Regions from separate parts of the Homo sapiens genome. Here region 2 is linked to region 1. Evidence: chromatin loops called from intact Hi-C (ENCODE). Cell type or tissue: IMR-90. All regions are shown on one strand. Each heading gives the region's core, and the rest is flanking DNA. Links, peaks and the distances in the headings are about the cores only.

Region 1 (16,556 bases), core at 3,970-11,969:
ATCCTACAAGAAACAAGAGTTCCAAAATTACTATACAAATATCATTACCAACAATGAACCTACTATGTAAAGTTCAAGGTTTTGTTGCAGTCAAGAGTCTGTGTCCAAAGTTAATGGAATTATCTTTTCTATATAATCTATTCATGATTGTTATGTTAACTTGTTTCTGTTTATGGTCAATTTTAAGGCTTAGTTTTTTTCTCATCTTTTCTGATTTTTTGAAAATTAAAAAAATTATTTATACAGTTCAAAAATAGGTGGAATTTCTGATGTGGTGAAGTAAGGAGGTTGTCAAATCCTTTTCCCTAAAGCCAACCACAAAACTGGGCAGGCCAGGGGCAGTAGCTCACACCTGTAATCCCAGTACTTTGGGAGGTCGAGGTGGGCGAACTGGCTGAGTCAGGAGTTTAGACCATTCTGGGCAACATGGCGAAACCCTGTTTCTAGCAAAAAGCCAAAAAAATTAGCCATGTGTGGTGGTGCGCACCTGTGGTTTCAGCTACTCTGGAGGCTGAGGTGGGAGGATCGCTTGAGCCCAGGAAGTTGAGGCCATGATTGTGCCACTGCACTATAGCCTAGGTGACAGAGTGCGACCTTGCTTCAAAATAAAAATAAAAAGAATAAGTAAACTTGAAGTTGTATCGAAAGAAATTATCCAAGCCAAAGAATGAAAACAAAAAGACTGAAGAAAAATGAACAGGGCCCTCTTGACATGAATGGAAGACCCAGAAGAAGGGAAGAAAGAGAAGAACAGAACAAATATCTGAAGAAATAAAGGCTGATAACTTTTTTTTTTTTTTTTTTTGAGACGGAGTCTTGCTCTGTCGCCTATGCTGGAGTGCAGTGGTGTGATCTTGGCTCACTGCAAGCTCCGCCTCCCGGGTTCACGCCATTCTCCTGCCTCAGCCTCCCGAGTAGCTGGGACTACAGGCAACTGCCACCACACCAGGCCAATTTTTTGTACTTTTAGTAGAGACAGAGTTTCACAATGTTAGCCAGGATGGTCTCGATCTCCTGACCTCGTGATCCACTCGCCTCGGCCCCTCAAAGTGCTGGGATTAAAGGCATGAGCCACCGCGCCCGGCCAAGGCTGATAACTTTAAAATTTTGATGAAAAATGTTAATCTAAAGATCCAAGAAGCTCATCTCAGTGAACCTCAAGTAGAATAGAAGATCTACATCTGAAGACACCAGAGTATCAGAGTGGTGAGAGAAAAAGACAAAGAGAAAATGTGAAAGCCACAAGAGAAAAATGATAGAAGAGAACAAGACTATTAATTTCTGACTTCTCACCAGAACAGTGGAGGCCAGAAGGCAGTGTAATGATATACTTAAAATGTGAATGAGAAAAATTTTCAACAAAGATTATACATTTAACAAAACTACCTCAAGATGAAGGAAAAATAAAGACTTTCACAATGAACAAAGAAAATTTACTGCTGTGAAACCTGCCTCACAAATATATTAAAGTCCTTCAGGCTGGAGGAAATGACAGTAGATGGTCACTCAAAACCACAGGAGGAAATGAAGAACATCAGAAACGGTAAGCAGATATAAGACTCTAATATTATTTTCTCTCTTCTTTAATTTCTTTAAAAGACAAAAGATTATAAAAAGCTGTAATTATGACACTCAGTGGTTAGGTTTACAACATATATTGATAAAATGTACATGACAACGATAGTTCGAAGTGGAGGAGAGGAAATGGAGCTATGCTAAAGCAAAGCTTCTATCAATATATTTCACTGAAATTAGGTACTATTAAACTAAAGTAGGGCTGGGCACAGTGGCTCCTGCCAGTAATTTCAGCACTTTGGGAGGCCAAGGTAGGCAGATCGCTTGAACTCAGGAGTTTGAGAACAGCTTAGGCAACACGGCAAAACCCCATCTGTACAAAAAATACAAAAATTAGCTGGGCATGGTGGTGTGCACCTGTAGTCCAGCTACTCAGGAGGCTGAGGTGGGAGGATCACCTGAGCCCAGGGAGGTGGAGGCCGCAGTGATCCATGATTGCACCCCTGTACTCCAGCCTGGGCAACAAAGTGAGACCCTGTCTCAAAAAAAGAAAAAGAAAAAAAAAAAAGAATCCCGAAAAACTAAAGTAGACTATAAAAAGATGTGCATTACAATTCCTACAGCAACCACTAAGAAAATAGCTAAAAAGTAAGCATAGTTAATAAAATCCAAAGTATTAAAATAGCATGCAGAAAATATTATCTAATACAAAAAGAGGCAGTAAAAAACAGGAATAAAGAACACATGAGACTTGTAAAAGACAAATGACTAATGTAAATCCAAACATATCAACAAGCAGATAAAATATGAATGGACTAAACAACTCAAAGAGCAGAGATTATCACACTGGATTTAAAAAGATTCAATTATATGTTGACTATAGGATGCATACTTTACATTCAAAGACATATACAGGTTGAAAATAAAAGTATAAAAAAAAGATACTGTGTAAACAGCAACCTTAAGTAGCTGAAGTGCTATCAGACAAAACAGGCTTTAAGACAAGATACATTACTGGAGACCAAAAAAGGGGATATTTCATAACGGTAAAAAGGTCAACAAATTGGGAAAATATAACAACTATAAGTGTATTCGTATCTAACAGCAGAACCATAAAATATATAAAGGAAAAACTGACTGAATTCAGAGGAGCAACAGACAATACAACATTAGTTGAAGATTTCAATACCCCAATATCAGAAATTCTTTAAACAACCAGAGGTACAATACATATGGAAAAACATACAGAAATGTACAGCTTAGTACACTGTTGCAAAATATACATTCACAAAACTACTATACAAATTAAGATAGAGAACACTGCCAGAACCTCAGAAGCTTCCAGTGTACTCCTTTCTAAATTCTCTCACCCCGACATCCCTAGCCAAACAACTTTTCTTCATAACTTGAAGGAGCTAAATAATTGAGGTTGTCATACTTCTATAACACTGTGGAATGTATGCTTGCAACCTTTAGAAAACCAAGTATCTAAAAATGATTTTTAAAGAGCTCTTCTAAGTTCTATTCTAGACCTGAAATATTTTATGGTCTATGCTCACCGAATTCTGACTTACTAGCTATAGTTAACAGTTCCGGATTGCTTTTACCTGCTAATCATTTAATCCTTATGATCCCACTTTACGCCAAGTTAAATGATAGAGCTAGGACAGATCTAACATTTCCAAGTTCATATTTTTAGGTGAGGTGGTGCACATCTATAGTCCCAAGTACTTGAGGGACTGAGGTGGGAGAATCGCTTGAGCCCAGGAGTTGCACTGGCAACGAAGCTAGACCCTATCTTTTAAATAAAACAAAGCAAAGCAAAGCAAAACAAAACAAAACAACAAAGTTCATCCTCTTAACTACAAGACCATACTGTCTTCCACAGGTGTGGAAATAAAGAATTGTTTGCAGGAAGTAGAACTGAGTAATGCACAGAAGCTGCTGCAAAAAGGTGAACTCACAGAACTTATATGCTTCATAGTTCTAAAGAAAAAGTCACTTTTAATTCCCTTGGTGTCAAGAACTAGGGCATTTGAAAAGGGGATGACACTGCTCCAAAACATGTTATTCAGTTCCAGAGCTCTGACCTATAGTCATTTCGAGACCTATGTTAAAAATAAATCTCACTTGGTGTGGTAGCCCATACCTGTAATCCCAGCACTTTGGGAGGCCAAGGAGGGTGGATTGCTTGAGCTCAAGAGTTTGAGACCAGCATGGGCAACATGGCAAAACCCCGTCTCTACTAAAAAACAAAAATTAGGCCAGGTGCGGTGGCTCATACCTGTATCCCAGCACTTTGGGAGGCCAAGGCAGGTGGATTGCCTGAGGTCAGGAGTTCGAGACCAGCCTGGCCAACATGGTCAAACCCCATCTCTATTAAAAATATAAAAATTAGCCAGGTGTGGTGGCAGGCGCCTGTAATCCCAGCTACTTGGGAGGCTGAGGCAGGAGAATCACCAGAACCTGGGAGGCAGAGGTTGCAGTGGGCTGAGATTGCACCACTGCACTTCAGCCTGGGTGACAGAGTGAGACTTCGTCTCAAAAACAAACAAAACAAAAAAATAAAAATAAAAATACAAAAATTAGCTGGGCATGATGGCTCATGCCTGCAGTCCCAGCTACTCTGGAGGCTGAGGTGGGAGGATCACTGGAGCCCAGGAATTTGAGGCTACAGTGGAATTATGGAATCGTGCCACTGCACCCCAGCCTGGGGGACAGAGCAAGACCTGGTTTCAAAAAAACAAAGCAAAACAAAACAAAAACAAACCTCTTCCTCACTGAATCAAGGGCTTGGACCACAGGACTTAGGCTGTTCTATTATTATTACTGTTACTCTTGAGGTGGTAGCATCACTTGAGCACGAGTTTGAGACCAACCGGGGCAACAAAGCAAAACCCCATATCCTGAAAAAAAAAAAAAAATTTAGCTGGGTGTGATGGCAAGCCCCTGTATTCCCAGCTATGAGGGAGGCTGAGGCAGGAGGATCACTTGAGCCCGTAAGTTTGAGGCTGCAGTAAGCTATCATTATGCCACTGTGCTCCAGCTTGGGCTACTCTGTCTCTCTTAAAAAAGATAAAGGAACTGTCATCAACTAGAGAAAACTAAGGCAACATGAAAACTAAATGCAGTGGATCCTGGAACAGAAAAGATGATGTTCATGGAAAATGTGATGAAATCTGAATAAGGTCTGCAGTTTATAGTGTTGTAATAATGTTTATTTCCTGGTTTTGATAACTGCACTATGGATATGTAAGCTGTTAAAATTAAGGGAAGCTGGAATCTATTTTTTGCTACTTTCTGAAAAATGTTATTTCAAAAATAAAAAGTTAAAATAGAACTCTCCACCTGGGAAATAATTTTTATCTTTCAAGAGCTAAATATAGTCTCCAGTAAGGACATTAAACCCCTACCTCAGTAATGAGAGTTTTTCAACATACTTATGGCACAGAATGTGTAGGCACTGTGCTATGTACACAGCACAGAGAAGGCTCTACCCATTGCCCATCCCCCCACACTTACATGCTAACCAGAGTATATTGATTGAACACTACCTGCAAGAAGTGTGGCTGTAAAGGCCACTTTGCAAAAGATTGTTTCATGCAACCAGGTGGGACCAAATACTCTCTGATACCTGATGAGGAAGAGGAAAAGGAAGAGGCAAAGTCAGCAGAGTTTGAGAAGCCTGACCCCACAAGGAATCCTTCTAGAAAAAGAAAGGAGGAGAAGAAAAAGAATTGGAAGTCATCTGACTCTGACAGCTCAGACTCTGAGAATGATACAGGCAAGAGGGCAAGGCACACATCAAAAGACAGCAAGGCAGCAAAGAAGAAGAAAAAGAAGAAGCACAAGAAGAAGCACATAGGAGTGGAAAGATTAGGCAACATGTGACATGCCTTGTGCACACGGCTTTGTCCCCATTGAGCCTTGTATTTGGAAGCTTAGTCACCTGTGTCCATCTGGATCTGTTTCGTGATAAAACACGAAACTACCTAAAATAAAAAGGTAAGCAGAGTTACATGTCTCCCTAGCTGAATTATAAGTTTCTTGACAGAGAAAACCATATTCTTCAAGAAAACTTCAGCCTGGGCAACACAGCAAGACCGTGTCTCTCCTAAAAATAAAAAAAATTAGCTGGGCGTGGTGGCTTATGCCTGTAGTCCCAGCTATTTGGGAGGCTGAGGGGGAAGGATCACTTGAGCCCCAGAGGTAGAGGTTACAATGAGCCATGATTGCGTCACTGCACTCCAGCCTGGGCAACAGAGCAAAACTCTATTTCCAAAAAAAAAAAAAAGAAAGAAAACCAATTTTGCCTAATTTTTTTTTTTTTTTTGAGACAGTGTTTTGTTCTGTTGCCCAGGCTGGAGTGCAGTGATGCAATCTCAGTTCATTGCAACCTCCGCCTACCGGGTTCAAGTGATTCTCCTGCCTCAGCCTCCTGAGTAGCTGGGATTATAGGCGCACACCACCAGGCCCTGCTATTTTTTTTGTATTTTTAGTAGAGATGGGGTTTCACCTTGTTGGTCAGGCTGGTCTTAAACTTGACCTCAGGTGATCCGCCCACCTCGGCCTCCCAAAGTGTTGGGATTACAGGCGTGAGCCACTGCACCCGGCCAATTTTGTCTATTAATTGCAGGTACTAACAAATGTCTGCTGAATGAATAACTCAATTTCTAGAATTACCCCGAATCTGTAGCATATGTGGGTTAATTTTCATTTAACTAACAAAGAAATAAAGGTGGAAACTATTACAAGTGTCCTTTCTGAATAAAATTAGCAAATCAAGGATTTAAATATTATAAACTTCTTTACATAAAGAAGATATTCTATAAAGAAGACAAATTACTGTAAATACTAGTTAGGATGAAAAATGGAAATGGTATGCTACTATTGCTAAGTGAAGAGTCTTCCTGTAAAGCAAATATCCATGACTTGGCTATAATCTTACCTTGTAATTTCCTATTTACTAACATAGTACCCCTATCTGCTTAATTACCTATACTATATTAGATGCCTGATTCCATGGCTGTGTAACTCATTCAATGAGCTAAAACTCATAATACTTATTATGTGCCAAACATTGTGCTAAGAGCTTCAAATGGATTGATTCACTTTCTTAAAATATTAGAAGTAGCTTGAATATAATTTTTTAATTGACAACAAAAAAACCACCCTCCAAAAAACCCAAAAATCCAAGCTAGAGAACTTCAACTGATATAATTTAAAATCCTGGGTAGCATGGCAAAATGTTAGAAAGTGCTTCTCTAGTCCCTTATAAATAAACCACTCTTCAGCAGACTACAATGCAGTGGCTGAGTAGGGTATTTCTTTTACTTTAGGTCAGTGAATACAACATAAACACACTTGACTTTGAGCTTATAAGTGTATACCCCATCTATCATTATTAAATAGTTAAAAACTTGCATGAAATACATTTAAAAAATAATCTCATATTTAAATAATCCTATGGTAAGCATGTGCTCAACAGACAAACAGGGGGAAAACCAAGACTCTCACTCCGGCAAGCTTATGTCCATATTATAAATCTATCAGCAGCTCTCTGCTGCCCTCTGCAGTTTTGTGAAGTAATTGCTACAAAATAAAACGGCATACACTTTATGCCAAGCACAGTACCCAGGGATCACAGTACCCAGAGATCAATAGCTGGAGTAAAAGAGAGCGTAAAGAGAGGTACATACTTGCTCAACTGCTGGAAAGTGGAGGCACATGCAACAAAACTTTCTGCTTTAGTCTTATCTAGGTGGGACAAGAAAACTACACTTGGAATGCAAATACTGGAAGGGCTAGGGACATCAGTTCTATAATTATTTTGAAGGGAATTCCTTATCATTAAAAAAATAAGCTTTTGGTTTTGTCTTCTTTGAAATCAGATATCACTTGCTTTACATACATAAAGACATATCTGTTCTTTCCACAAGTCACCTTTACAGGTCCTCTAGGGAGGCATGAGGGAGGATCTTTGGATCTAAGCCACAGTTAGAACCTGCCTCTCAGTAGGTGTTATCCTTCTGAGGAAAAAAATGACTGATCTATGAGGAATTAATCTTGGAAATAGTCCCTTGTTTCTTAAATCAGAAAATTCTATTTCCCAAAACTCAATCTTTAACAGAAATAAATTTTCTATGTCAGGACTGCTTAAATTCGGCCCAACAAGTTGTTTTTAGACCTTGATCAACGGATGTAGGTAAAAGAAAACCTCCTATTCAGTTCTTCCGATGTTGGATGCAGTCAATGTACGGGTTAGGTCAATACTTCTTGTTTTGGAAGCTTAGTCATCTGTGTCCATCTGGATCTGTTTCCCATGGTGTGGCCACAGTTCTTCCTATATCAAAATTACCTGGGAGGCTTGCTAACAAAACAGATGCCTGGTTGTTGCCTCACAGGTGTGTGGTGTCAGACACTTCTCAGGCTGTGCATGGTTAATACATTTCCTGTGATGCTTAGACACAATAAAGTCTGGAAACCACTGATCTACACAAAGTGACCTTTCTTAATAAACACAGGAAATACTGAACGTCATTTTAACTTTTCTGCCAGCAAATAATGTAAACACACCTCACTAACTTCCAAATGTTTTAGAGCAGCGGTCCCTACCCTTTTTGGCACCAGGGACTGCTCTTGTGGGGAACTATTTTTCCACGGACTAGGGTCTTGGGGAAGGGGGTGTTCATAATGATTCAAGCACATTACATTTATTGTGTACTTTATAATTATTAAACTGTAATATATAATCAAATAGTTATACAATTCACCATAATGTAGAATCAGTGGGAGCCCTAAGCTTGTTTTCCTGCAACTAGACGGTCCTACCTGGGGGTGATGAGAGACAGTGATAGACTATCAGGCATTAGATTCTTGTAAGGAGCAGGCAACACAGATCCCTTGCATGTGCAATTCACAACAGGGTTCACAAGCCTACGAGAATCTAATGCTACCATGGATATGACATGAGGTGGAGCTCAGACAGTAATGCAAGCGATGGGAAGTGGCTGTAAATACAGATGAAGCTTCGCTCACTAGCCTGCTGCTCACTTCCTGCTGTGTGGCTGGGTTCCTTACAGGCCACAGACTGGTATCAGTACATGGCCGGGGGTTGACGACCCCTGTTTTAGAGCAAGCAACCCTTATTTCCACTGGTTTAAACTTAGCATCAGGCCAGGCAGGGTGGTTCATTCCTGTAATCCCAGCACTTTGGGAGGCCAAGTGAAAGGGCCTCTACAAAAATAAAAATAAACAAACTTGGGATCAGAAATCTAAGCTCCTTCTAGGATTTGATTTAATCGTTTGTAGACAGCATTAAGTTCAACAGTGGTAACTCTAAGAAGTTGGTAAAACTGACCACCTTAGTTCCAAAGGATGCCTATTAGAAATGAAAGAAAAGGAGGCTGGGGCGGGCGGATCACTTGAGGTCAGGAGTTCGAGACCAGCCTGGCCAACATGGTGAAACTCCGTCTCTACTAAAAATACAAAAATTAGCTGGGTGTGGTGGTGGGCACCTGTAATCCCAGCTACTTGGGAGGCTGAGGCAGGAGAATCACTTGAACCTGGGAGGCAGAGGTTGCAGTGAACCAAGATCATGCCACTGTACTCCAGTCTGGGCGACAGGGCAAGACTCTGTCTCAAAATAAACAAACAGAAAACAACAACAACAAAAAGAAAACAAGAAATGAAAGAAAAGGGAGGCAGGAGGCAGGGCACAGTGGCTCATGCCTATAATCCCAGAACTTTGGGAGGCCGAGGTGGGTGGATCATGATGTGAGTTCGAGACCAGCCTGGCCAATATGGTGAAACCCAGTCTCTAGTAAAAATACAAAAATTAGCTGGGTGTGGTGGCACACGCCTGTAGCCCCAGCTACTCGGGAGGCAGAGAGAGAATCGCTTGAATCCGGGAGGCGGAGGTTGCAGTGAGCAGAGATCGCACCGCTGCACTCCAGCTTGGGCAACAGAGAGGGAATATCCATCTCAAAAAAAAAAAAAAAAAAAAAAAGAATGAAAGAAAAGGGAAACAACAAAATCAGAAAGGTTGCTCATGACGTTAACAGGACTATGCAGGCCACTATGGAAGAAGTTACTGAGAACTTTTTGGAAGCAATCGAGAGTATTCCCTGCAAACACATCCACAGCCACAACATTAATTAGATTATGAAAATGGTGCAATAGGGTGGCAGAAACATGGAAATCCAAAAGATTAAGTAATGTGGAATTTAGGAAAAATGACAGAGGGAAGAGACTGAAATATAACATCTGTTCTAAACTGAAACTTCTAAGCTTTGATAATGGTTCCTAAAGAGAAAATGACCTTAAAGAATAATCCTTAAAACTTTCAGAGCCTAATGTTTTAAAATCCCAGATACCAGGCATTCTGAATCCATGTTCACCAAGCAACAGACTTTTGGATCCCTTATGTGTACATGTAAATGAATACCATTTGCAAACCACTAGTGAAAGGGAGCAAACCCATTGAAATGACTAAATCTGCATTTTGGCTTACAAATAAAAAATGTTTGTTTGCAGGAAAGAATTAAATCACCAGAACCTGGATAAGTTCAAAGTTCCTTCATCTTCTTCATATTAATAAAGGCCACACCATCCATCCAGTAGCTGAAGACAAGGAATCATTCTAACGTCTCACTCCATCCCGCCAATCGAATCCACTGCAATGTGTGGTCTGCTTTACCTCTGAAATATATCCCAAAATCATACACTTCTCTTCAGATCCACAGTTCAAGCTACTATCATCTTCACTGGGCTACTGCATTAGAGCCTAATTGGGCTCAAATGTTCTATTCATGTCCCTCCTCCATCCTCATACCCCTCCATTCTCTGTATAAGAACTGAATTCTCTTATTAAAATGTAAATAACTTCCGTCTCTCCCTGGCTTAAAATTATCCATCTGTTTCCTTCTGCACTTGGAAAAAACTTCAAGTTCTTTACTACGGCTTAGGAACTATTCCATAATCAGACCCTTGCCTACTATCAGCCCACTCTCTTCCTTAATCATCATGCTTCAGCCATCGGCTCTTCCATTCCTTGAACATGCCAAAACACCAAACTTGTTGTTACTTTAGGGCTTTATTCAACTGCTCTCTTTGTCTGCAATGCTTCCCTCTCAGACGGTCACACATTTGGCTGCTCCCAGTGCCACCCTCCCCTAAGTCTCTGTTGAGAGGCCACCTCTCCAGAGAGGCTTTCCTGACCAGCCAATCTAAAGCAGTCCTCTCCACCTGTCTTAGTCAGGTTGCTATAACAAAATAACAGACTCAGTAATTTATAAATAATAGAAATTTATTTTGCACAGCTCTAGGGGCTGGAAATTCCAAGATCAAGGCACCAGCAGATTTCGCGTCTGGTAAGGGGCTTGTTCTTTGCTTCAATATGGTGCCTTCTTTCTGCATCCTCACTTTGTGGAAGGGGAGTAGAAGGGCCCAACAGGTTCCCTCAAGTCTTTTATTGGTATACTTTATAAGGATACTAATTCTTCTAATCACCTTCTAAAGGCTCCACCTCTTAATACTACACATTGAGGATTAAGTTCAACATGAATTTTGGAGGAAAACATTCAAACCATAGCACCATCCTTCCAACCCAACCCATCCTTCATGTTAACATTTTGTCCTAATTCTCCAATGAGAGAACAGAAACCCTGTCTTGTTCACCACTGTATCCCTCAGGGCCTCAAACAATGTCTAGTGGGTGGAAGAAATGTAAATATTACTTGAATAAATGTGAGAAAAAAATTTCTGTAACTTATAAGGCCAATTATTGGCTCTCATGGGGGAGAAAAAGATGCTATTCATTCAACAGCTATTTAATGAAGGAAGATTGTGCAAAACCTGTGACAGTGGTCCTCAAGCCTCAGCATGTGCATATGAATTACCTAGGAAATTTACACATGAGACCTAAGAAACTGCACTGTGACAAGCAGTCCATAAAAGGCGATTTTCTTATGGAATCAATACTAGCATTCTGCAGTATGTGCCATAGGTCCTAATACTATAAACACTTGCTATGGTCTGAATGTGTCCCTCCAAAATTCATGTTGAAATAATCCCCATTGTGTTGGTATTAAGAGGTGCGTCCTTTTGGGATGTGATTAAGTCATAAGGGTTCCAACCTCATGAATGGATTAGTGTCCTAATAAAAGAGGTTGAAGGGAGCTGCCCTGCCCCTGCTGCCATGTAGGGACACAAATGGTGCCATCTGTAAGGAAGAGGCCCTCACCAGACACTAAAATTGCTGGCACCTTGATCTTGGACTTCTCAGCCTCCAGAATTATGAGCAATAAATTTCTATTATTTATAAGTTATCCAGTCTAAGGTATTTTGTTATAGCAGCTCCAACACACTAAGATAGAATTTTTGTATCATAATGTTATTATTGCAATTCTCTTCTGCTGCTACATTTGTCCTTCACCTTAGCCAAGCCTCTCAGAACCAGTTATTTGCTTCACATACCTAGTACATCTCAAATGTTAGCTAAAATTCCATTCCTGTGGGTAGTTATATCTACATTTAAGCTTTCACAAATAGTTAAGATTTACTGCTGAAATAAACACACGAATACACTATACTCTCTGAGAGCTTTTCCTGTTTTTACCAAATCTTAACTGCTTTCCTCCTCAATTATTCTTGATTTATGAGTCCTGCTGAGAAGTGACACTACACTTGAGCGTGAATTATCTTCCCAGCCACAGGACAAGTGAAGTTAGCTTGATTAACAGACTTTGGCTACTATTATTTGGTTGTGTCCAACAAGAAACCTTTAATACTACATAGACCCTGTACGGAATAGCACTTCTTTCCCAAATCATCAGGGGTCAGCTTCATGTGCTTTTGTGGTAGGGCACACAGTTTGGTTGTAAAGTAATCAATTTTTATTTATTTATATTCTTAAAATGGAATAATGTAATACAGGCTTACTGAAAAAAAAAGCAAATATTACAAAATTGCATTACATATAAATTAAAATTCCCTAATAATCATACCTCTCAAAGTTACTTACTGCTTATACTTTGGTGTATATCCTTCAAATTTGTATGTATAAACATATTTTCACATAGCCTTAAAAGAAATCATCACTGTTGTATAACCTGATTAATTAATTTGACATTATATTACAGGCAGCTTCCCAGGTCAATACCTACGATTCATCTTTTTAAAAAAATTTTTTAAATTATTTATTTATTTATTGAGACAGAGTCTCATTCTGTCACCCAGGCTGGAGTGCAGTGGCGTGATCTCGGCTCTCTGCAACCTCCGCCTCCTAGGTTCAAGCAATTCTCGTGCCTCAGCCTTCTAAGTAGCTGGGACTATAGGTGTGCACCGCCATACCTGGCTAATTTTTGTATTTTTAGTAGAGATGGGGTTTCACCATGTTGGCCAGGCTGGTCTTGAATTCCTGGTCTTGAGTGGTCTGCCCACCTTGGCCTCCCAAAGTGCTGGGATTATAGGCATGAGCCACTGCACCCGGCCAAGATTTACCTTTAACAACTGCATTGTATACTACATAAATATAACAACAAAATTTAAGTAATACTCTGGGAAGAACACATTTTTCTCTCCTACTATACCCTCCCAATAGGTCTGACACCAGATGAGAGTGTTTTCCACACTAAACAATTCTCCAATGGACACCAACGGAGTGTCCTATAATTCAATTCAGTTCTGTCACTATCTCCAGGTAGACAGTGTCTGATCCCACAGGTTAAGAGTTTAGTCTCATAAGCCTGGCCCCACTTCAGACACTAATCACAAGTCCCAGGTTGTGACCTATGATTCCGACTGAATGGTTAGCACAGGGTTCTTACCACCCTCTCTGTGGGTTCAATAATTTGCTAGAATGGCTCACAGAACTCTGGGAAACACTTTACTTACACTTAGTAGTTTATTACAAAGGACATTATGAATGATATAGAACAGCCAGGTGAAGAGACACACAGGGAAAGGTAGAGGGAGAAGGGGTGCAGAGCTGCCACGCCCTCTCTGGGTGCTACCCTCTTAACACTTCCATGTGCTCATCAACCTGGAAGCTCATCAGATTTCTAGTTCAAGAGTTTTTATAGGCCAGGCGCAGCAGCTCACACCTGTAATCCTAGCACTGTGGGAAGCTGAGATGGGAATATTGCTTGAGTCCAGGAGTTCGAGACCAGCCTGGGCAACATAGTAAGACTTCATTTCAAACACAAAAAAATTTAGCAAGGTGTGGTGGAAGGCGCCTGTGGTCCCAGCCACTTGGGACATTGATGTAGGAGGATTGCTTGAGCCCAGGAGGTTGAAGCCTCCAGTGAACTATGATCGCACCTCTGCACTCCAGCCTGGGCAACAGAGCGAGACTTGGCTCAAAACACAAGAAGAAAAAAGCTTTAATGGAGCTTAATCTCCAGCACTTGCCCTCCTCCTTTCCTGGATTTTGGTAGGTGGTGCCAAAAGTTCCAACCCTCTAAAACTCTAATCACTTAGTCTTTTTGGTGACTGGCCCCATCCTTCCTTAGGCTATAGATAGGCCAGATCCTAAAAGTTATCTCATTAGGATGAACTCAGGTGTTATCAAAAGGGGTACATTAAGAATAACAAAAAAATACACTACACTATCAGAAAATTCCAAGGGTTCTAGTGGCTCTGTAACAGGAACCAGGGACAAAGACCAAATAAATTTACTATACTACAAATACCCTGTTTAACATTGTCTAGCTTTCCAAAATTATGAATGATGCTGCAACACATCTATGTATATACATTTGTGTATATTTCTAATAATTTCCTTGAAATAAATGGCTACAAGAGAATCAGCGTTAATGCTGTCATGTCCAATATGGTACTTACTAGCCACATGTGACGATTTTAAAATTATTTATTTATTCATTTTGAGACAAGGTCTCACTCTGTTGCACAGGCTGGGGTGCAGTGGCGTGATCATGGCTCACTGCAGCCTTGACTTCCCAGGCTCCAGGGATCCTCCCACCTCAGCCTCCTGAGTGGTGGGGCTACAGGCTTGTGCCACACGTGATTATTTTTATTTTTAAAGGCTTTTTAAAAAATTTTAATTAAAAAAAAATTTTTTTTTTTTTGGAAAGACAGGGTCTCACTATGTTGCCCAGGCTGGTCTCAAACTCCTGGGCTCAAGTGATCCTCCAGCCTCAGCCTCCCAAGTGCTGGGATTATAGGAATGAGCCACTATGCCTGGCCCATGTGACTATTTATTTATTTTCTGAGACGGAGTTTTGCTCTTGTCTCCCAGGCTGGAGTGCAATGGCCCAATCTCGGCTCACTGCAACCTCGACCTCCTGGGTTCAAGCAATTCTCCTGCCTCATCCTCCTGAGTAGTTGCGATTACAGGAGCCCGCCACCAGGCCTGGCTAATTTTTTAATTTTTGGTAGAGATGGGGTTTCACTATGTTGGCCAGGCTGGTCTCGGGTCGAACTCCTGACCTTAGGTGATCTGCCTGCCTCAGCCTCCCAGAGTGCTGGGATTATAGGTGTGAGCCATCCCGTATGACTATTTAAATTAATTACAATAAAATTCAGTTCCTCAGCCGTAATAGCCACATTTCAAGTGCTCAATAGCCTGATGTAGTCAGCAGCTACCATACTGCATGGTGCAGGATGTAGAACATTCCTATCCTTGTAGAAGAGTCTATTGATAGCCCTATCTAAAGAAATGGTCACATAAAAATTTGGTATCTGCATCCCATGAAGTGACATAACAATTTAAATTCTCAATATTAGTATATGAGTTCCAACATCCTCTCCTTGTCAACATCAGATCAATATTCTGATCTGATAGATGAGACATAATGTTTTAGTTAGTATTTTTTTTTTTTTTTTTGAGACAGAGTCTTGCTCTGTCACCCAGGCTGGAGTGCAGAGGCCTGATCTCAGCTCACTATAACCTCCATCTCCCAGGTTCAAGCGATTCTCCTGCCGCAGCCTCCCAAGTAGCTGGGATTACAGGCGCACACCACCACGTCCAGTTAATTTTTGTATTTTTAGTAGAGATGGGGTTCCATCATGTTGGTCAGGCTGGTCTCGAATTCCTGACCTCATGATCCGCCCGCCTCAGCCTCCCAAAGTGCTAGGATTACAGGCATGAGCCACCACGCCCAGCCTGTACTTTTCATCATTATTAATGAGGCTGAGTCTTTTCACATTTTTTGGCCATTTTTTTTTTTTAGTCATTGTTGAACTATCTGAACTTTATTTTAAAAGATTCAAATATAACACTATCCTGTTTCTGATGAGCTATTAAAGCCAAACCATATATGTAGAAGACATTTCTTCAATCTGTTTCGCTGGCTTCTTGAAAATTTTGGAAAGATATTTATCAAAATAGCATACAAACACCTAATAAGAGTAGTACCACAGTTAGCTGAAGGCAATCTGCACTCTTATAGGTTGTTTCCTTAAAGTAGAGTCAGTGGCTTACATTTCTCTAAATAATAAGACTAGCACTGCAGTATGTTACTGTTATGAGATATTCTTACAAATTTTCAAATTAGCTATGAAAACACTTAGACTGATATATAAATGAATAGAAAATATTTATGTTTTAAACATGAATACTACTGTATGATTATGTTTATATGAATGTCTGGAACAGGAAAAAACCACCTATGGGACAGGAATCAGAAGAGTGGTTAACCAGAGACTGGCAGGGTTGGGAAAGGAATGACTGATAAAGCACACAAATGGAGTTTCTGACATGATGGAAATGTTCTCTATCTTGATAGAAACGTGAACTATGCAGGTGTATACAATTGTCAAACTCACTGCATTCTACACATGAGAACTGATATACAGTTTCACTAAATTATATCTCAATTTTTAAAAGGAGGAAAAAAGTGAAAAAAAGTATTGTTCTACTTAGAATATTAAACTTACAGGCAATAAAAATAATTATCCTCACTGGGTGTGGTGGTTCACGCCTGTAATCCCAGCACTTTGGGAGGCCAAAGTGGGAGGACTGCTTGAGCCCAGGAGTTGGAGACCAGCCTTGGCAACATGGTGAGACACTGTCTCTACCA
Region 2 (16,556 bases), core at 3,872-11,871, 370 kb before region 1:
TGCCTGTTTAACAATATCTCCTTATCATGATGCTTTTTAATGTTTACGTTTTTTAGGATATTGTAATTCCTAAATACCACAAAAGCGCAAGTGCAAATTGTGAGGTTCTAAAACACAAGCCTCTTGGGCAGTAAGTTCATCTTTGAGGCCCTTGAAAATTCTTGCCACCTGTTCTCCCTTTTTGAGGGTTATGGAGAAGAATACTTTAAATTGATTTTCCTAAAACTGTTCAAAACAGATAAATTTTAAATTAAAATATACTTGAGAGACATAGTCAAGGTGGATAGGAATGGACTCTTAACAGATCTTGTAATGATTTCCAGTTTGTTTTGTTTTTGAGACAGAGTCTCACTCCGTCACCCAGTCTGGAGAGCGCAGTGGCATCATCTCGGCTCACTGCAACCTCTGCCTCCCAGATCAAGCGATTCTCCTGCATCAGCCTCTCCAGTAGCTGGGATCACCATGCACAGCTAATTTTTGTATTTTTAGTAGAGACGAGGTTTCGCCAAGTTGGCAGGGCCAGTCTCAAACTCCTGACCTCAGGTGATCCGCCTTCCTCGGCCTCCCAAAGTGCTGGGATTATGGACATGAGCCACCGTACCCAGCCTTTTTTTGAGACAGAGTCTGGCTGTGTCACCCAGGCTGGAGTGCAGTGGCGTGATCTCAGCTCACTGCAATGATCTCAGCTCACAGCAACCTCTGCCCCCTGGGTTCAAGCGATTCTCCTGCCTCAGCCTCCCGAGTAGATGGGACTACAGGCATGCGCCACCACACCCAGCTAATTTTTGTATTTTTAGTAGAGACAGAGTTTCACTATGTTGGCCTGGCTGGTCTGGAACTCCTGACCTCAAGTGATCTGCCCGCCTTGGCTTCCCAAAGTGCTGGGGTAGCAGGCGTGAGCCACCGTGCAGGGCCCCTCTTGTAATGATTTCTAATGTGACTAAAAACATTTTCCTTTATTCCCTCTTCCTCCCCAAATATTACATGATAAATATACATTAATAGAATACAGAAAAATAAGCATTTATGGTAATGTCATAATTTTATCGTCATTAATTAGAAGTGGTTCTAAGCAAAAGTGGTCATGTAGTCTCATTACTTGACAAAAGAAGTCTTAAGATCAGCTCTTTAAACTTCAGGTTGTCTTTTTTGATTGGCAGACATCCTCCAATTTAACAGGCTCATAACAACCTTGTAACAGCTCAGCTTATTTTATTGGAGTACACTTTACAACTAGTTCATCTTGGTAGATCCACTTGAAAGCTAATGCTTTAAGTGGATATTCTTGGCTTGTGATTTTTCTTTTAATGTCCAAAGTGGGCATTCAGATTTAAATGTGTACCTGTTACTTTATTTCAGCCACATTCTCTGGCACAGAACTTTGGAAACTTTGGGGATCACTTACTTATCTTGGAGATAGAATGTTTTCTAAGGTATATTTGAGCCTACCTGTGGATTATGCCTTTACTCGTTGCTAAAGGGAGAGAAAGAGAAAAGATATGGCTTTCATTTTAGGTTTCAACTTTCATAGGAGGCTGTCATCAACTCAGAAAATGTAGAAAATTTAAATATCTATTAAAGCATTGGGACCATTCACTTAGAAACCTAGAATATTTGTTAGCTAAGGATTGGTTTGAAGGATACGTTTTTATTCCCCTAAGCCTGACTACTTAACCAGGTTGTGTTTCAGGACTGCCTGAACAACATTATTTCATATTCTTTTGTTCTGCTTCTGGAGAAGATATGTATTAGTTCTAAGGTAGTGCAGGGACGTGTATATTTTGAAAGGGTTTCCCAGTGATTGTGATGATATGGTGTCTCTTGTCACAGATCACTGTTCTAGTTACTATTTATAAGAATTATCTAAAATACTTACAATACAGATTCTAGGCCCCCACTCCATAGCTGGAGAATCAGAATCTCTATGGGTAGGGCCTTCTACATCCTGTCTTTGGGTTAAACCAAACCTTAGGAATGCTGCTTATTTTGTGTATGTGCATGTGTGTGTTCTTGACTGCTTTCCCTTAGAGGTATTTAGGTGGAAAAGCATCATGAAATTCGTTATTTTACTTAAGAGTGTTCTCCTATGAGAGGGATTTTTCTGAAGTCTCGGTAACAAGAATAGTTGTGTTTCCCCTGAGCAAGTTGTTTTGCTTTTTTTTTTTTTTTTTTTTTTCCACAGAGACTTGCTCTGTCGCCCAGGCTGGAGTGCAGTGGCATGATCTTGGCTTAGTAGCTGGGACTACAGGCGTATGCCACCATGCCCAGCTAATTTTTTGTATTTTTAGTAGAGATGGGGTTTCACCATATTGCCCAGGCTGGTCTCGAACTCCTGAGCTCAGGCAGTCCACCCACCTCAGCCTCCTAAAGTGCTGGGATTACAGGCATGAGCTACCACGCCCGACCATTTTGCTTTTTTATATGGACACTATGAATCATGGACTGATAGTGTGTTACACTTAGCAGCAAGGAAGCTCTGAGCCAATTTGTAGCCTACCTTTGCATCAGGGGTGGCTTAATCAGACTTAAAGACCTATTTGAAATTCTCTGCCTAAGTTGGAGTCAAAACTGCTCAAGGTTCAAATAGTATTACAGACCTGTTTAGTCTTTAACTATTAAAAAGAACTACCATGTTCTCACTCATAAATGGTAGCTAAATAATGTGTACACATGGACGTGGATAATGGAGTGATGGGTAAAGGAGACTTGGAAGGGTGGGGTGGAAGAGTGGGGTGGGAGGGAGTAGATGAGAAATAATGAGTACAATGTATGTTATTTGGGTGACGGATACCCTAAAAACCCTCACTTTGCCACTATGTGGTCTATGCATATAACAAAATTGTGCTTGTACCCCATAAATGTATACAATTATTTTAACCTCCATGTCAGAATCCACCCTTCCTTATTTAGTGAATTGCTCCTTTATTCAGTGATTCTTAACTGAGGGTATGCATACATCTTTGGGGCTGAGTGGAAGAAGGTGGTGGTAGTGAGATGCCCTTTCTAGGGATACAAAATGTGCTAGATTTGTTTGTAACATACATTATTGAAAACAAGTTAAGCCATAACTATAATTCACCAATAAAGGACTTACAGGTGTTCATAACTTGTCTAAGCTCAAATCTCCCATATATAACTTGCTGGCAAATCATTTATTCCAGGGCATTAGCTATGAGTTGCTAGCTTTAAGTTGAACTATATCCTGTCATGGCTTACTTCGAATTGACATGCTGCAGGCTGTATCTTGACATATACAAGATAGCATGTGATGTGGCTTTGTTTTAATTCAGTTAGCCACTGGTTTTTAATGTGTGGGTTATATTTTACTCCCAAAGCAAAATTCTGTGGCATCTCTGGAATACTACCTGAGAATTTTTGTGTGCCATGTCGAAGAAACGCAAATGGGATGATGACTATGTTCGCTACTGGTTCACCTGTACAACGGAAGTAGATGGAACTCAGCGTCCACAGTGTGTGTTGTGTAACTCAGTATTTTCAAATGCTGACCTCAGACCATCAAAACTGTCAGACCATTTTAACAGACAGCATGGTGGTGTAGCTGGGCATGATCTCAATAGCCTGAAGCATATGCCAGCACCATCTGATCAGAGTGAAACCTTGAAAGCATTTGGAGTTGCATCTCATGAGGATACTTTATTACAAGCATCGTATCAATTTGCGTATTTATGTGCCAAGGAGAAGAATCCTCATACAGTAGCTGAAAAGTTAGTGAAACCTTGTGCACTGGAAATAGCACAAATAGTTTTGGGACCAGATGCACAAAAAAAGCTTCAGCAGGTACCCTTATCAGATGATGTGATCCATTCTAGAATTGATGAAATGAGCCAGGATATCTTACAGCAAGTTCTAGAAGATATCAAAGCCAGTCCTCTTAAAGTGGGTATTCAGCTTGCTGAGACAACTGACATGGATGACTGCAGTCAGCTAATGGCATTTGTGCGCTATATAAAAGAAAGAGAGATCGTAGAAGAATTTCTCTTCTGTGAACCATTGCAGCTATCCATGAAAGGAATAGATGTGTTCAATCTCTTCAGAGACTTCTTTCTGAAGCATAAGATAGCACTTGATGTATGTGGCTCTGTTTGTACTGATGGTGCCTCCTCTATGCTAGGAGAAAATTCCGAGTTTGTTGCCTACGTGAAAAAAGAGATACCTCATATCGTAGTTACACATTGTTTATTGAATCCTCATGCACTTGTCATAAAGACATTGCCTACAAAACTGAGGGATGCTCTGTTTACTGTGGTGAGGGTAATAAATTTCATCAAAGGGAGAGCTCCAAATCATCGCCTATTTCAGGCTTTCTTTGAAGAAATTGGCATAGAATATAGTGTCCTCCTTTTCCATACTGAAATGAGGTGGCTTTCCCGAGGCCAAATACTTACTCACATTTTTGAAATGTATGAAGAAATAAATCAGTTTCTTCACCACAAGAGCAGTAATTTAGTTGATGGCTTTGAAAATAAAGAGTTTAAAATTCACCTAGCATACCTTGCAGATTTATTCAAACACTTAAATGAACTCAGTGCATCTATGCAGAGGACTGGGATGAACACAGTATCAGCTAGAGAGAAGTTATCTGCTTTTGTTAGGAAGTTTCCATTTTGGCAAAAACGAATTGAGAAAAGAAATTTTACCAATTTTCCTTTTCTTGAAGAAATAATTGTTTCAGATAATGAAGGCATATTCATTGCAGCTGAAATAACACTGCATCTGCAACAATTGAGCAACTTCTTCCATGGATATTTTTCCATTGGAGATCTTAATGAGGCAAGTAAATGGATATTGGATCCATTTCTTTTTAATATCGATTTTGTTGATGATAGTTATTTAATGAAAAATGATCTTGCTGAATTACGAGCTAGTGGCCAAATCCTAATGGAATTTGAGACAATGAAGCTTGAGGATTTCTGGTGTGCCCAATTCACAGCATTTCCAAACCTGGCAAAGACAGCTCTAGAAATCCTTATGCCATTTGCAACTACATACCTTTGTGAGTTGGGATTTTCATCACTTTTACATTTCAAAACAAAGTCCAGAAGCTGCTTTAATCTGAGTGATGATATCCGTGTGGCTATTTCAAAAAAAGTTCCTCGTTTCTCGGACATCATTGAACAAAAGCTACAGCTACAGCAGAAGTCACTGTAAGCTGATATACTTTTTTAATGAATAATTTCAATCTTAATATCATTGTAAAATTAAGCTGTAATTCTGTCTCTTTCATATTTATGATATACTGAATTCTATGTCTAAAAAACTTAAGAACTTTAATTTTGAATGAGGCATGTGAAAATATGTTTTGAGAATAAAAACACAGCAGAAAAGATTAAGTACTACTGCCTAGTTGCTATCATGAGATTTTCCCAATTCTAAGTATCTGTTTAACCTGTTCGTGTGGTATATGAAAAAGATACCTAAGCACTAGAATATCCAGCTAAATGGTGCAATAGGCTAGGAATTGAGCCAGGAGAAAAGAGAAGATATCCCAGAAGTCAAAAAGGCAAAATGAAAGATTGAGTTCGCCCGTCTTTGTTATGGAGAGGTTAATGAAATCAGAAGAGGATTATGAAATATAATGGGAAAAGGAATGATCTGGCTTATGTAAGACTTACTTTTAAATATACTCTTTGGAGTTAGTCTCACAATGTCCATTCCCCTAGCTCCTGTGCTATGAATATCATATTAATAAATAGCCTAATATATTAATCACTGTTTGTCATCTTTAAATTACTTCAGAACTCCAAGTTATCAAGGCTGCTGAAAAGGAGATTCCTGAGCCTTACCCTAGAGATTGTGATTAGTAGGCCTGTGATAAGGTCAAGGATCCTCATTCATAACCAGCTTTCCAGACTGTTCTGATGGATTCTTGGATTCTTGGGTCCTCTGGGTTCAATTTTTCCTATACTTATTTTTCCTTTACCCTAATTTTGTCACTTATATTACATCTTATATGTATTTTTCTAAGTTCAAAATGTCAGAGTATAAATCATAAATAAATTGACATGAAATCAATGGAGTAATTCAAGACCATCAAAAAATTCCCCATGGGAATCTAACTTAGCACACTTTTTCTGGATGATAATTTGGCAAAATATTTTTTAATTTAAATAAATTTTCATTTCTATTTTTAAACATTAATATTTTATCAAAGTACTACATGCTCAAGGCTGGGAAAAAATGATATAGAGAGTCCTATAAGGAAAAGCCACAATCCCCTTCCTGCCCAATTACCCATTTCTTCTGTAATTTCTTGTGGTTCCACCCACATCTCTTAAGTAGTATGTTCATACCATGACATATAGCAGTTGAATCAGCTTTAAAAGTTATATATTGACTCCCCTAGATAATATGTAAGGATTGAATTTATAAAATATCCATCTCCTACTACTCTCAATTTTTTATTATTATTACACTAATGTTAGTCTCTTTGTTGGTTATTTATAGCCCTTTGATTAAGAATTTTTCCTCTATAAATTTATCATGTGGAAAGAATCAGGAATGTCCAAAAGTTTTACTTATAAGGTGGCTAATCAGAACACTTTTATAATACTGAAAAATAAAAAATAAACCTGAAGGGAAATGGAACCTGACTACCAAATTTAGATGCCACATTAGTACGCAAATCAAAGTTTATATTTTATCAGTAAGTATAAATACACACCTTTTTTCACTGAAAAATGTAGTAACAGAATATAGGTCCTAATTTTCCTATTACAATCTAACATCAAAGACAGAAAAATTTCCAAAGCTAATATGGAAATCTAGATGTGTAGGCCAGGTGCGGTGGCTCATGCCTGTAATCCCAGCACTTTGGGAGGCCAAGGTGGGCGGATCACTAGGTCAGGAGTTCGAAATCAGCCTGGCTAAAATGGTGAAACCCCACCTCTACTAAAAATACAAAAATTAGCCAGGCATGGTGACATGCGCCTATAATCCCAGCTACTCAGGAGGCTGAGACGGAAGAATTGCTTGAACCCAGGAGACACAGGTTGCAGTGAGCTGAGATTGTGCCACTGCACCCCAGCCTAGGTGACAGAGTGAGACTCCATCTCAAAAAAAAAAAAAAAATCTAGATGTGTGTATATAAAGTTTAATCTGTATGCAATTCTAAAGTTAGGAAGGAGGTAGGAATAGGGACATGGGCATGTATGAAACCTAGGATTTAATAGTATGATAGAAGGACCAGGATTAAATGACCTTTGATAGCCAGTCTTTCATTAGGTCTTAGACTAAATTAGTTATTGCTGCTCTGAAACAAAAACTCAAAGGACATTTTTAAGGAAATGGCTAACTAGGATTTTTATTCATTTTCAAATTCTACAACAATTTTATTTTCTCCTGATCAAATGAAAGAGCTGCAGTGTTTGCTAAAATGAAGGAATTTCAATTTTTTTTAGTTTAAAAATGTCCCACAGTGGTACATATATTGGAATTTTTAGTCATGTGTTGGTTTCTTTTTTCCCAAAGAAGAGATAATTACTTTTCTTATGTTTTATTTTAGAGTCATTGATAAATTTTGAAAAGGAGTAAAATAGAATAAAAACATAATCTTCATGACCAGCAGATGTCACTCTCTGTATAGGTTTGAATGAGAAAGCAACTTTACTCACATTACAGATTTTGCCAAATAGCTGATTTTAAACATCTCTAGAAAAGGTACTAGTGGCTCAAATTTAAAATTCCTTACCTGAGCCTCTGTGGACTGAAAACTGGCAGGCAGAACTCTGTTGGAGCCGGTAACCATGAGACTGCAAGAAATCACTGGGAAACCCAGGTGGGAAAGAAAATATCAATGACTTTTTCTGTAATACAAGCGTGTGCATTTTTGACATCCTCACTGTTTGTCTAAGCCACCAAAAACTGCTGAAAGTTAGTAAATAATAGGTCAGCATTTTCAGGCATGAGCCAATGGGAAGCAAAACCAAATAGACTTACACTTTTTTTTTTTTTTTTTTTTTTTTTGAAGCAGAGTCTTGCTCTGTCGCCCAGGCCGGAGTTCAGTGGCGCCGTCTTGGCTCGCTGCAAGCTCCGCCTCCTGGGTTCATGCCATTCTCCTGCCTCAGCCTCCTGAGTAGCTGGGACTACAGGCACCCGCCACCACGCCCAGCTAATTTTTTTGTATTTTTAGTAGAGAGGGGGTTTCACCATGTTAGCCAGGATGGTCTCGATCTGACCTCGTGATCCACCCGCCTCGACCTCCCAAAGTGCTGGGGTTACAGGCATGTGCCCCCGCACCCGGCTAACTTATACTTTTAAAGAGTGAACTTGATGATACTTGAATTATATCTCAATTTTTTTTTTTTTTTTTTTTTTGAGACGGAGTTTCATTCTGTCACCCAGGCTGGAGTGCAGTGGTGTGATCGTGATCTCGGCTCACTGCAACCTCCACTCCCGGGTTCAAGAGATTCTCCTGTCTCAGCCTCCCAAGTAGCTGGGATTACAGATGCCCACCACTGCGTCCAGCTAATTTTTGTATTTTTAGTAGAGATAGGGTTTCACCATATTGGCCAGGCTGGTCTCAAACTCCTAACCTCAAGTGATCCACCTGCCTTGGCCTCCCAAAGTGCTGGGATTACAAGCATGAGCCACTGCGCCCAGCCTCAATTTTTAAAAATAGACTCTGCGGCCGGGTGCAGTCGCTCACACCTGTAATCCCAGCACTTTGGGAAGCTGAGGCAGGAGGGCTGTTGAGGCCAGGAGTTCAAGACTAGCGTGAGCAACATATCAAGACCCCGTCTCTACAAAAAATAAAATTAGCTGGGCATGGTAGCACATGCCTGTAGTCCCAGCTACTCAAGAGACTGAGACAGGAAGTTTCCTTGAGCCCAAAAGGTTGAGGCTGAAGTAGGCCATGATGGTGCCACTGCACTCCAGCCTGGGTGACAGAGTGAGACCTTGTCTGAAAAAAAAAAAAAGGCTGGGCACAGTGGCTCACAGCTGTAATCCTGGCACTTTGGGAGGCCATGGCAGGAGGATCACTTGAGCCCAGGAGCTCAAGACCAGCCTGGCCAACAAAGTGACACCCTTTCTTTACAAAAATTAGCCCAGTGTGGTGGCATGCCCTCATAGTCCTAGCTACTTGGGAGGTTGAATTGGGAGGATCGCTTGAGCCCTGGAGGTGGAGGCTACAGTGAGCTGTGATTATGCCACTGCACTCCAGCCTGGGCAATAGAGACCCATATAAAAAAAAAAAAAAAAAGCTCTGGATAGTATACAGGTTTTTTTTTTTAGCACCAAATTATATCAAATACTATGAGCATGGCTTTAATATCTACCAGGCATTTAGAAACATCGAATATGAAGCTTTCAAAGTCTACGTTAATTTGAAGGGCAGTATAAGGTTATTGTGTGTTGTGATTTGTGCTTCTATGAATAAAGAGAGACCTTAGATTATTTTACTTTTGTTTTACAAATTTGCTGTAAATCTTATCATACTTCAGCAATGGATTGAGTCCTGTCTCAGCTACTGATTAGTTGTATAAACTTTGTAGTTCTTGGCGTATAGGAATCAAGAGATCTGACAGTCTGATCATCTTGTTTTGACCTGCTTAGCATTCATTCATTCACTTGCTTCTTTTAATAATAACACCCTGATTTTTCTTGAGGAACTATTTTCCCCCCACTATCAGTCCATATTACCCCCTACTGGCTAATTAGTTAGCTGTAGTACTTTTGCTGGAATTAATAGGAAAGATGCTATACATTCTAAACTAATAGGATGTGTCTGGACTTCCAGTGGTCGGTTTTGCTACCTGTATTAGGGTTCTCCAGAGGAACAGAATGAATAGGATGTATGTATATGTGAAAGGGATTTTATTAGAAAGAATTGGCTCACATGATGCACAAGGCGAAGTCCCACGATAGGCCATCTGCAAGGTGTGGATGAGAGAAGCCAGTAGGGATTCAGTCTGAAAGCCTCAAAACTAGGGAAGCCAACAATACAGCCTTCAGTCTGTGGCTGAAGGCCCTAGAGCCCCTGGCAATCCACTGGTGTAAATCCAAGAGTCCAGAGGCTGAAGAACCTGGAGTCTGATGTCCAAGGGCGGCAGGAGCAGGAAGAAGCATCCAGCATGGGAAAAAGAAGGAAGCCAGGAGACCCAGCAAGCAAAAGCTATTCCACCTTCTCCCTCTGTTCTAGCGGAGAACAAATGTAAGCTGTAAATGCTTACATTAAAAAGAAAAGTCAGCCGGGCATGGTGGCTCACGCCTGTAATCCCAACACTTTGGGAGGCCGAGACAGGCAGATCACGAGGTCAGGAGTTTGAGACCGGCCTGGCCAACATGGTGAAAACCCATCTCTACTAAAAATAAAAAAATTAGCTGGGTGTGGTGGCAGGCACCTGTAATCCCAGCTACTTGGGAGACTGAGGCAGGAGAATCATTTGAACCCAGGAGGCAGAGGTTGCAGTGAGCAGAGATCGCACCATTGCACTCCAGCCTAGGTGACAGGGCAAGACTCTGTCTCAAAAAAAAAAAAGAAAAGTCAATAACCTAAACTTCCACCTAAAGAAACTAGAGAAATAAGAGCAAACTAAACCCAAAGCAAGCAGAAGGAAGGAAATAATAAAGATTAAAGTGGAAATAAATGAAACTCACCAACAATAGAGAAAATCATAGAAATCAACAGTTAGTCCTTTGAAAATATTAACAAAATTGACAAACCTTAAGTTAGACCTAGAAAAAACAGGAATGAAAGGGGACATTACTACCAACCTTACAGAATCAAAGAAGGAAATATTATGAACAATTGCATACCAACAAATTAGATAACCTAGATGAAACAGAAAAATTAATAGAAAGGCACAAACTCCCAAAACTGACTCAAGAAAAAATAGGAAACCTGAATAGACCCATAACAAGTAAAAAGATTGAGTCAGTAATCCAAAAAAAATCCAAGGAACCAGAGAAAGGCTCAGGGCCAGATGGATTCACTGTCATCTGATGAATTCTAACAAATATTAAAAGAACACCAATCCTTCACAAATTCTTCCAAAAAAATGAAAAGGGAGGAACACTTACCTCATTCCATGATATCAAACCAAACAAATAACATCACAAGAAAACTGCAGACCAGTATTCCTTATGAATATGCTTATAAAAATCCTCCATAAAATACTGGCAAACTCAATCCAGCAACATGTGACAAAAATTATACATTGTGACCAAGTGAGATTTATTCCAAGAATGCAAGGTTGGTTCAATGTGAAAGTCAACCAGTAGGATACATCAAACTAACAGAATAAAAGAAACCACATGATCATTTCAACAGACGGGAAAAAAAACACTTGACAAATCCAATATCCTTTAATTAAAAAAAAAAAAACTAGAAATAGAAGGAAATGTCCTCAACTTGATGAGCATTTATGAAAATATGAAAAACCCACAGCTAACATACTTAGTGGTTAAAAAAAAAAGCCTTCCCTATAAGATCAGGAAAAGTCAAGACTGTCTACTCTCACCACTTGTTTGTTTGGTTTTTTTGAGACAAGGCCTATCTCTGTTGTTCAGGCTAGAGTGCAGTGGCACAATCATGGCTCACTACAGCCTCCACCTCCCAGGCTCAAACGATCCTCCTGCCTCAGCCTCCTGAGTAGCTGTAACCACAAGCACACACCACCATGGCAGGCTAATTGTTTATATTGTTTGTAGAGATGGGATTTTGCCATGTTGCCCAGGCTGGTCTCAAACTCCTGAGCTTGAGCATTCTGCCTGCCTTGGCCTCCCAGAGTGCTAGTATTACAGATGTGAGCCACTGCTCCCAGCCACCACTTTTATTTAACATTGTACTTGGAGATTCTAACCAGGGCAATTAGGCAATAAAAAGAAATAAAAAGAATTACTTTTTATTAACATTTGTTATTGGACGTGGAAGCTTTAAGAGGTGTATTCAGAGCATCCCCTGGTGTCCCAGACATAGTCTTTCTTGCTGCCATTGTGTAGCAGCAACCCAATTTCTCCTTAGTAATCATTATTGATTGCCCTAGCCAGTAAAATATTCCCCCTCTTTGCGTATTGGTTCAGTGACATGAGCCCAGTACTAATGGTGATGGACAGAATTCATTTGCCAGATAATAGGACCCAAAATGACAAATCTATAATTTATTACAGGAAAAGAAAATAGGATAGTATCAGCATTAAAGTACAGATATGCATCATACCCAAAGGCTGCCTCATAAGAAGAGGTCTGGAGAGGACAATTTTGAGCACTAACTGTCAGGGCTTGTGGTAGGCAGAAAAATGGTCCTTCAAAGGTGTCTGCATATTTATCCCTGAAACCTGTGCATATGTTACTTTACATGGCAAAAAAAGACTTCGAAAATGTGATTAAGTGAAATATCTTGAGATAGGAAGATTATCCTGGATTATCCAATGGGCCCATTGTGGTCACAAGGGTCCCTCTCTTAAGGAGACAGGAGAATCAAAGAAGATGTGAGGATAAAAGCAAAGGTCAGGGAGTCAGTTTTGAAGATGCTACTCTGCCAGCTTTGAAGATGAAAGAAGAGGCCACCAGCCTAGGAATACAGGCAGCCTCTAGAATTTGGAAAAGGTAAGAACAGATTCTCCACTTGAATTTCCAGAAGGAATCAGCCTGTTGACTGACAACTTTACCTTAATTCATAAGACTGATTTTGGACTTTTGACCTACAGAATGTAAGATAATAAATTTATGTCATTTTAAGCTACTGATTTTGTGGTAAAGTGTTAGAGCGGCAATAGGAAACTAACACAGGGCAGTAGGGACACACTCTCTTGGATCAGGGACCAACAGTATGAGCATGGAACACCTCAGAACCAGAGGGCTCAAAATGGAGCCTCAGCTGGGGTTTCTTACACCCTGCTGTTCACACAGGCGTATTTTTGGCACATAACCAGCCCCAGCAACCAAGTTTTTGTGTCCCTGGAGGAAGGAGAACAGCGGGAGGGACAGAGGTCTCCAGGTATAAATCATTCATCTGACTATTACAATAAACAGTGTTGACAAACTGGTACAAACTACCCTGAAACTCCTCATACATAAGGTTACAAAACAATATTATTAATCAGGATATATTATGCCTTGACCAGGATTTGGTGTTATGCAAACAGCTGAGGCCAATTTCAGGCCCACTGGAATTCATCCTCATAGCACAACCCCAAAATGATCAGTGACAGTCTCAACTTACAATTCACTAGAACCACTGTTATATCCCCTGGTGGAAGCATTCCTCTCTTGGGAAACAAGACTGCCAAAATAACAGTTCACAGATGCAGCAAAGGGAAGCACAAATTCTGTGAGTGGATTATTAGGTGCAATAGTAAAATGAGCCACTCCCACTTTCACTCCTTGATTTCTGGGCTCATATTTTGACCTTGGAAGTTAGGGTTACATATCTTTGGTTATCAATTCAAAGCACATACTGCATCCTGTGAAATAGAACCTAATCCTCTTAGGTTATTTTCTCTCAGTTGCAAGTAACTGAGTCTTAAGTAAATCATTCTATCATTCTAACAAAGCAGATGCTTCTGGGTGATGAAGTACATGACAAAACCAATAAATTCCATGGGCATCAGTCTATTGCCACACTCTGTTATGGACTGAATGTTTCCCCCCCAAATTCATATGTTGAAGGCCTAACCCCCCATCAATATGACAGTACTTGGAGATGGGACCTTTGGGAGGGTGTTAGGGTTAGGTGAGGTCATGAGGGCAGGACCCTGGTCCCGTGAGATTAGTGCCCTTATAAGAAGAAGAGATACCAAGAGATTTGTGCAAGATGGCAGCTGCCTACAAGGCCAAGAGAAGAGGCCTTAGAATGAAACCTACCTTGCCAGTACCTTGATCTTGGACTTCACACCCTCCACTGTAAGGAATAAATTTCTGTTGTTTAATTCACCTAGTCTGTGGCATTTTATTGTGGCAGCCCAAGCAGACTAATACATACCCCTTTGCTAATCTTTGATAAGAAGTAATGTGATGCATGATACCATGACAGTTAATAAGGCTGGCAGAGATAATAAAGGCAAAGTCATATCCAGAATATGTATCTTTTCTAGTGACAGTAAATAGAAAGTGCCCACTGTAATCAACCTGCCACCAAGTACCTATGTTAGGCGCTCAGTGTTGGTCCCTGCTGTTGGCAGGTCAGGCACTCAGCATATCAAACTTGGTGAGAGGAAGTCCATGTTGTTGAGCCTAAATGTAAGTCTCCATCCTTGCCAGCATGGCCTCTCTTGTACATGGACCTATTGGGCAGTCATTGGGAATTTTGGGGAAAGAGGCCATCTGATATCCGCAGAGTATGTCATCTTTTTTTCTTTTTTTAAACTGATATTTGAGAGTTATACATATTTGGGGTGTACATGTGACAGTTTTACACATGTGTACAATATGTCGTGATCAAATCGGGGTATTGTAATATCTGTCACCTCAAACATTTTTCTTTGTGTTGGGAGCATTACAATTTTTCTAGCTATTTTGAAGTATACAATAAATTACTGTTAACTATAGGTTCCCTACTGTATTATTGAATGCTATAACATATTCCTTTTTTTTTTTTTTTTTGAGACATAGTTTTGCTCTTGTTGTCTAGGCTAGGGTGCAATGGTGAGATCTCAGCTCACTGCAACCTCCACCTCCCGGGTCCAAGCAATTCTCCTGCCTCAGCCTCCCGAGTAGCTGGGATTACAGGTACCTGCCACCACGCCTGGGTAATTTTTGTATTTTTAGTAGAGATGGGGTTTCACCATGTTGGCCAGGCTGGTCTCGAACTCCTGACCTCAAGTGATCCATCTACCTCGGCCTCCCAAAGTGCTGGGATTACAGGTGTGAGCCACCATGCCCAGCCCCATATTCCTTCTTTATAACTGTAATTTTTTTTACTTAATTACCAACTTCTCTGCATTCTCCCCTGCCCACCACCACCACCACCACCCTACTCTTTGCAGCCTCTGCTAACTACCATTTTACTCTCTATCTCCATGAGATCCATGTTTTTAGCTCCCACATATGACTGAGAACATGTGATATTTGTCTTTCTAGGCCTGACTTATTTCACTGAACATAATGACCTCCAGTCTCATTCATGTTGCTGCAAATGACAGGATTTCATTCTTTTTTAAAGGCCAAATAATATTCCATTGTGTATATATACCACGTCTTTATCCATTCATCCATTGAAGGAGACTTAGGTTGGTTCCATATGTTTACTGTTGTGAATAGTGCTGCAGTAAACACAGAAGTGCAGATACACTGATTTCCTTTCTTGTGGATACATACTTAGCAGTGGGATTACTGGATCATATAGTGGTTCTATTTTTAGTTTTTTTGAGGAACCTCCACATTGTTCTCCATATTCACTGTACCACTTTACATCCCTACCAACAACATATGAGCATTCTCCTTCTCTGCATCCTCACTAGCATTTATTATTTTTTGTCTTTTTGGCAATAGACATTTTAACTGGGGTAGATGATATCTCATTGTGGTTTTGATTTGCATCTCCCTGATGATTAGTGATGTTGAACATTTTGTCATACACCTGTTGGCTATTTTTATGTCTTCTTTTGAGAATTATCTATTCAGGACTTTTGCCCATTTTTAATTTGGATTATTTAGTTTTTGCTATTGAGTTGCTTGAGTTCTTTATATATTGTTCTTTTATTATTATATTAATCTCTTGTCAAATGGATAGTTTGCAAGTATTTTCTCCCATTCTGTAGGTTGTCTTTTCATTCTGTTGATTGTTTCCTTTACTGTGCAGATGCTTATTCATTTAAGGTAATCCCTTTGTCTATTTTTCTTTTGTTGCCTGTGCTTTTGAGGTCTTATTCAAAAATTTTTTCCCAGACCAGTATCCTGTAGGGTTTTCTCTATGTTTTTGTCTAGTAATTTAATAGTTCTTGGACTTAGGTTTAAGTCTTTAATCCATTTTTAGTTGATTTTTGTATGTTGTAAAAGAGATCTCGTTTCATTCTTCTGTATGTGGATATCCAGTTTTCCCAGCACCACTAATTAAAGAGACCACCCTTTCCTAAGTTTATTTTCTTGGTGCCTTTGTCAAAAATGAGTTGGCTATAAATGTGTAGATTTATTTCTGGGTTCTTTTATCTTTTCCATTGGTCTATGTGAAAGAGTGTCATCTTGTCTTACTGTTTATTGAGAGCCTCCTCTGCAGTGGATGGATGTCTGTGTTAGTTTAGGTTCAGCAAGGCAGTCCAGAAGACCTCAAGCCAAAGTCAGCTGTCACAAGAGACCCATATATTCCAGCAATAGGCGTGGCTAAGTATTCCTGCCACGCTCAGACATTTGCTGGGGAGAGCTCCCAGGAAGTGTGAACTGGCACAAGTACAGTGATGAAATTCAGAGTGCATTAATTTCAGCCTCTGGGGACCCTGGTTAATTATGTTGCCTGTAGTTGACAGCTGCAAAGTGCATTCTCATGGGCACACAACATCGTTTGGTAAGTATCCATCTGGAGCACAATTATCTTTAATTCTCTGCCTATTCTAAGAGGTCCATTCATATACCTGTCCCCCACACCTTTTTGTCACTTATC

What was found. A loop is a pair of places that touch in the nucleus more often than their neighbours do. Peaks named below come from ENCODE experiments on the same cell type or tissue, not always from the same donor. Only the 100,000 strongest peaks of a DNase experiment are listed, where the experiment ranks them.
Region 2: it touches region 1 in a loop (9-fold over the local background); 62 of 110 quality-filtered maps call a loop at or near these places.

What each region holds. Positions count from the first base shown.
Region 1 is chr5:160,012,548-160,029,103 of GRCh38, reverse strand. The region is part of intron 2 of TTC1 (tetratricopeptide repeat domain 1); the gene reads right to left. LOC124901124 (a long non-coding RNA gene) reads right to left here and starts at 14,445. Exons shown (of 2, transcript XR_007059025.1): 1 at 10,073-14,445; 2 at 1,568-5,507. RefSeq lists a silencer at 416-583. In IMR-90, for the core only: a CTCF peak has its summit at 7,089 (motif pointing left); DNase peaks (open chromatin) are centred at 7,043 and 7,903; H3K27ac peaks cover 1,495 bases.
Region 2 is chr5:160,382,319-160,398,874 of GRCh38, reverse strand. FAM200C (family with sequence similarity 200 member C) reads left to right here. Exons shown (of 2, transcript NM_022090.5): 2 at 3,336-5,727. The coding sequence starts at 3,385. The coding sequence ends at 5,169. Among named protein-coding and RNA genes, the nearest start is that of FAM200C, 9.5 kb to the left of the region's middle. RefSeq lists an enhancer at 180-679. In IMR-90, for the core only: a CTCF peak has its summit at 7,596 (motif pointing right); no DNase peak of the experiment used is centred there.